Linked DNA regions of Homo sapiens: region 1 is linked to region 2. The links are chromatin contacts, found by Hi-C in ENCODE. All regions are on one chromosome and are shown on one strand. The core of a region is the stretch at or near the end of the contact, and the rest is flanking DNA. Distances in the headings are between cores, read along the strand shown. Region 1 holds the start of BASP1-AS1 (BASP1 antisense RNA 1). Region 2 overlaps ANKRD33B (ankyrin repeat domain 33B).

Region 1 (2,700 bases), core at 129-2,628, 6.6 Mb before region 2:
ATCGGATCCAGGATTCCGCAATTTTTATTTTTCTGGAAATGGAGGGGGGACGGGGGCGGGGGGAGCAGGAACCGGGCGCCGGGTTTCAGCTTTAGCGCTTTGGGCAAAAGCTGCTCAACCCCAACCCTACGCTCCCAGCGGGGCTGAGCCCAGTTAGGGCCGCGCGCTGTCAGGTTCAAGCCCACACCCCCCGGGCCCGGGCCGGGGCCGGGACCCAGGGCGGAGGCGCCTGGCGCATTCTTGGAACCAAAGGCTCGAAAAAACAAACTGCTCCGAGGCAGCCCACGGGTTCGTAGGAAGGCAATTCCGCCACTGACGAGGCTGGGGCTCCGATCTGCTCGGGAGGTGCTTCTGAGTGCACGTCGCCGTGTGAACCTCGTATTCCTTGGCCCCAGAACCAAGATCCAGGAGTCCCATGGGTCGAGAAAACCCGTTTGCCAAAGCAAAAAGCCACCCACTTCCTTCTGATCGGGCCAGATTCCCCATCTTCTTTCTCCCCGGACTCCCGCCCCACCCCACCCCCACCCTCCATCTTTGGCTGCTGCGCCCCTCGCCCCGAGCGCTTTCTCCCAGGCTGGTAAGGGCTCCGATGACGGAAGCGCTCCCTTCAGCCCACAGAACCGTCTCCCCGGGACTCAACGCACTGAGGGGGTTTCGCATTCGGCAATTCCTCCCGTCACCCGCAGCTCCTCTCCCCGACAGCCCCCTCCCCCCAGCTCCGTTTACCAACCTCGCCGCCCCCCTCACCCCTCCACCATGCGAGCGGCTGAAGCCTCCCACTTCTGGGCCCCCCATCACCCGGGATCCCCGAAGTGCGACGGAGCCCTCACAGAGGGACCCCAGGCCCTTGCCGTCCAATCCGGGCCCACATCCCTGCTGCCCGCTGCATGAAGGGAGAGCCCGGGGGCTGCGGGGCGGGGCGCGGCGCGGTGGGGGACGGAGGCCCCCGGGTCCGCGGCGGCGCGGGGCCACCGGGCGCGCCTCCTTACCGGCTCTGGGTGCCTATGCAGCCCCTGAGTTAGCGCGGTGCCGCCGAGAGGCCGGGGTCGCTGGCGTCGTCTGGCTGGTGCCTGGCCGCTGGCGGAGGCTCTCTCCCGGCTCGACGGCGGAGCCCGGAGCGAGGAGCCAGTTGGAGCGCTGCCGCCGCCGTCGTCGCCGCTGCCGCTACTGCCGCCGCCGCCGCCGCTGCAGCCTCTGCATTTCTCGCGCTCGCTCCCCCTCCCCTTCCTGCCCAGTGCCCTCCCCCCGCGCGTCCGCCCGCCCAGCCTCCCTCCTCCCGCGCTCCCCGCCCGCCTCTCTCCCCTCCCTCCAGCCCGGCGCCCCGCCCGTCTCCCCTCCACCCCCTCCAGCTCCATCTCCCCACCCCCTGCACTCCCTCTGCTCCCCTCCCCTCCTCCGGCGCAGACCCTCCCCTCTCCCCTCCAGCCTGGACACGCCCGCCTCCCCTTGACTCCCCCCAGCTCTGGGCCCCCACCTCCCCTCCCCTCCAGCACAGTCACCCCCATTTCTCTCCTATCCGCCATCCTGGTTCCTCCCTTCCCCCCACCTCCCAACTCTGTGCCCCGCCAACGTTTCCTAAATGCCCTCTATTCAGATCCCCCCTCCGCCTCCCCTCTCCTCTCCTCCATTCCTGCGTCCCCCTTCCCCCGCCGCGCCGCCTGGGCTGTCCGTGGACTTCTCCCACTCTCTCACTCTCTCACTCACTCTCTCTCTCTCTCTCTCTCTCTCACTCTCTCTCTCTCTCTCCCCCTCATTTATTTGGAACCGTTGGATAAGAAGTGCTCGGGCTCTCGCTCAGACTTAGGGAGCTGCCTCGAGGTGATGAATGACACCCCCTGGCACCAGCTACCCTTCTCAGACCCCAGTCCAGCCCGCTCCCGACGTCGACTACGATTCCGCTACCTCGGCTGGCAGCGAGGTTGGGGTGAGCCCCAGCTGCAGGCGCGTCTGGGCTGCGCCGCTGCAAACGAGTTGCGCACCTTGGGCGGCTCCGCACCTGCACCCGCACCCGCGGGGCTCAGCCCCGAAGGCTGCAGCTTCGGGGGAGGCGCGGTCGCCGAGGTCCAGCTGGTGGGGCGAGAGACGTCGCCCCTCGGAGGATGCTCTCGGAACTTGGGAGAGGAAGGAGGGAAGAGAAGAGGGGAAAGGGGCCGTCGATGTTTTTGATGTCTGTGCTTTAATGGAGGCCACCAATATTGAGAAGACGGGGTTGGCCGAGGCAGCCCGCACGCTGCTGCTTGCGAGCGCTCGAGTCAAAGCTAGGGCCAACCGCGGCTTGTCCGGGTGCCCTAAGGGGGCGGACACTTGGTTTAGCACCGGGACACAGAATAGCCACCGGGGTAGGAAGATGCGTTCACTTTGCTTACCTGTTGGCAAGAGGGACATACAAAAATAACGTAACGTGACATCGTTGACAACGGTAGCTCTTTGATTACACAAAAGCCAATTTTACCTTCCCGCAAAAGCCAGTTGACGCCTTTGGAACTTTTATTTGCGGCATTTTGGCGCCCTCTGGCTGTGTTTGGATCGCTTTCATGCTCGCCTGCGTCCCAGCCAAGAAAAAATCGATGGAGCTGCAGGTTGTCCTCAGGATGGTTCTGCCCTCAGGACCTGGGCGTGAATTCAGGGACAGGGTGGCCCTCCAGAACCGGAGTGACAAACTGTAACCATACTTAGGGAGGCAGACGTCAAAGGCAAGTA
Region 2 (2,740 bases), core at 2-2,501:
CCTCACAGTGGAGAAATCTGCTAACATGACCTCAGCCAGGTGACCAAGGCCCATCAGCCCTTTATCGGGCGTCTTCCTCCAAAAACTCATAACTCCAGTCTCATCACAAGAAAAGCATCAGGCACGTCCAAATTAAGGAACATTCTGCAATGTACCTGACCAGTCCTCCTCAAAACTGTCGAGGTCATGAAAAACAAGAGAAGTCTGAGAAGCTCACAGCCAAGAGGAGCCTGAGGAGCCATGAGTGCTAAATGCCACATGCGATCCTGCAACAGAAAAAGGAAATCCGGGAAACGCTGAGGAAATCCGAATAAAGAACGGACTTCAGTTAATAATGGTGAATTGACACGCGTCCATTCATTGTGTTCAGCGCGTCACGGACGTCAGATCTTAACAACAGAGGGAACCAGTGTGAGGCACACAGGCATTCTCTGTACAGTGTTTGTGGTTTCTCTGTAAACATAAACTATTCTCAAATCAAAAGTTTATTTTAAAAAAAGAGGAGATAGGCTTGGCGCAGTGGCGCACGCCTGTAATCCCAGCACTCTGGGAGGCCGAGGCGGGTGGATCACGTGGCCAAGAGATCACACCGTCCTGGCCAACATGGTGAAACCCCATCTCTACTAAAAATATAAAAATTAGCTGGGCGTGGTGGCGTGCACCTGTAGTCCCAGTTACTCCGGAGGCTGAGGCAGGAGAATTGCTTGAACCCAGGAGGTGGAGGTTGCGGTGAGCCAAGATTGCATCACTGCACTCCAGCCTGGTGACAGAGCAAGACCCCATCTCAAAAAGAAAAAAAAAAAAAAAAAGAGGAGAACTGGCTGGGCATGGTGGCTCACGCCTGTAATCCTAGCACTTTGGGAGGCTGAGGGGGGTGGATCACCTGAGGTCAGGAGTTCAAGACCAGCCTGGCCAACATGGGGAAACCCCATCTCTACTAAAAATAGAAAAATTAGCTGGGAGTGGTGGCGGGTGCCTGTAATCCCAGCTACTCGGGAGGCTGAGGCAGGAGAATCACTTGAAACCAGGAGGAGGAGGTTGCAGTGAGCAGAGATCATGCCACTGTACTCCAGCCTGGGCAACAGAGCAAGACACTGTCTCAAAATAAATACATAAATAAAAATAAAAATAAAAAAGGGGAAACTAGCATAGAGCCGTTCAAAAAGAGTGCAAGGTCAGGACCATGATTCACAGCTGGCTGTGCGGCCTGGTGTGGGGCCTCTCCACCCTGGACCTGAGGCTCTCCCAGTGGTGGGGAGCTCACCAGGAAGCCACGGGAGCATTCAGGAGGCAGAGATGGAGCCCAGCCCCCAACCCCGGGCAGGAGGAGGGAGAGGAGTGCTTGATTCAGAGAGCTCCTAAATGAGTGGATGGACAGGTCTGTGGTATGCAAAAGAGGAAAGCTGGAAATGACGCCTGGCCCCGCCACACCCCTGGTTCCGCTCTGCATGGATGCGAAGGTGCCTTCGTTGGGGGACACAAAGAGGTGGACACCCACGCCACCCGGGCCCGACCGGCTTCTCAGCCTGCCCCAGCAGTGCTCCTGTGCTTCCCGGTTGACTCTTCCCCAGGCCCCATGGGGAAAATGTTAAATTTTTCACATGGAAGTCACCGACCTCACGCAAACCCCTCTCCTGGATGACTCATCTTCAAGTTCATAGAGGGAACAGAAACCACCAGAAGGGAAGTCCCTCGGCTTTCCCCCATCGCCCCCCACGCTGCCCACATTCACGGGCCTCCGAGAAGGAAAAGTGAAATCCTGAGCCATCCAACGGACTGAACCGACCCCCTCCTGCCCAAGGGGACCCCAGAGAACCCTTGAAAACTGAGTCCTGGCTATGACAGGATGGAAGGGCAATGCGCCTCGTTATACCCATTCCTTGCTAACCGTGAGGCTTTCTTTCCTAAGTCTAAACAGAAACCAGCCCGTTCTAAAGACTCCTCCACTGATATAAACCAACCGCCTGATGCTGCCCCGCCGTTCTGCAATTTGGATGAAACAACCGACCAGCATTCCGTCCTCATGAGAGACACTGGCCATGGCTTTGGAGTGCGTCCGGCAGGTCCACAGAGGACGCGCAGTGAGGGTTTTCATGTCCTCTGCTTCACCTTTTGAGGTCAGGGCCTGAAAACTCCACCCTCAGATCATGCTAACGCTGTTGCTTTTTGAACACAGGTCCCAGGGAGAGGCACGGAGCTCGATTGCACACTTGCGTGTTTCTCCTCTCATCGATATTCAATGCTTCTCCCATAGCTTATGGAATATGTGTATTGAGCCACCTCCTTCAGCATGCATTGTTCTTCTGTCTTGTTCTTCTGCCCCTGGAAGGGTCTGTTTCTGGCTTCTGGCCAGAGGCGCTGCTTCCCTGCCACAATAGCCACCCTGCAGGCTGCAACCCTTTATGAGAAGAAAGCTCTTCTTTCCAAGTTTATGAACCTCGTCAATCCTCAGTTCACTTTTCCTATTGAAAACGCAGGGGATTCTCCTCTTGCTGAAGGAGGCTTATCCCTGCTCCTCCCCTCCTGTGCTTGACAGCCACTCCCTGCCCACTGCTGTGGAATATTTATCAGATCCCTCCTGTTTCTCATCAACCTCTCATTCCTTGCAGACCCACTTCCCTCAGAATGCTGTTGGGGCTCAGAAAGCAATACCCCACAGTGAAGGCCTCAGAAGCAAAGGTTTCTCTCTGCCCTCCTGCCCTCCCATGTCTCAGTCCCTTCTTCCCTGAGGCCAGCCATC

The links. Hi-C counts contacts between places; a loop is a spot of excess contacts on that map. Pooled maps may share reads with other maps.
Region 1: a loop to region 2 is called in a map of B cell, with 15 times the contacts of the local background. The contact joins the promoter of BASP1-AS1 here to the enhancer-like site in region 2. A Hi-C loop is called at or near these places in 1 of 168 maps with a recorded cell type or tissue (B cell), 1 of 37 single-sample maps with no recorded cell type and 2 of 50 pooled maps.

The regions. Positions count from the first base shown.
Region 1 is chr5:17,216,100-17,218,799 of GRCh38, reverse strand. BASP1-AS1 (BASP1 antisense RNA 1) reads left to right here and starts at 1,378. Exons shown (of 3, transcript NR_027253.1): 1 at 1,378-2,700. It overlaps BASP1 (brain abundant membrane attached signal protein 1), which reads right to left and starts at 1,169. Exons shown (of 2, transcript NM_006317.5): 1 at 990-1,169. RefSeq lists an enhancer at 1-49 and silencers at 84-403, 894-1,373.
Region 2 is chr5:10,631,167-10,633,906 of GRCh38, reverse strand. The region is part of intron 2 of ANKRD33B (ankyrin repeat domain 33B); the gene reads right to left. Among named protein-coding and RNA genes, the nearest start is that of ANKRD33B, 68 kb to the right of the region's middle. RefSeq lists a silencer at 53-142 and enhancers at 1,233-1,302, 1,323-1,982, 2,153-2,232, 2,283-2,362, 1,663-2,405 and 1 more. Within about 2 kb of position 1,251, at least 10 of the 41 ENCODE cell types and tissues checked have a DNase peak (open chromatin) inside an H3K27ac peak, as active enhancers do; they include B cell, where a contact is called at or near this core.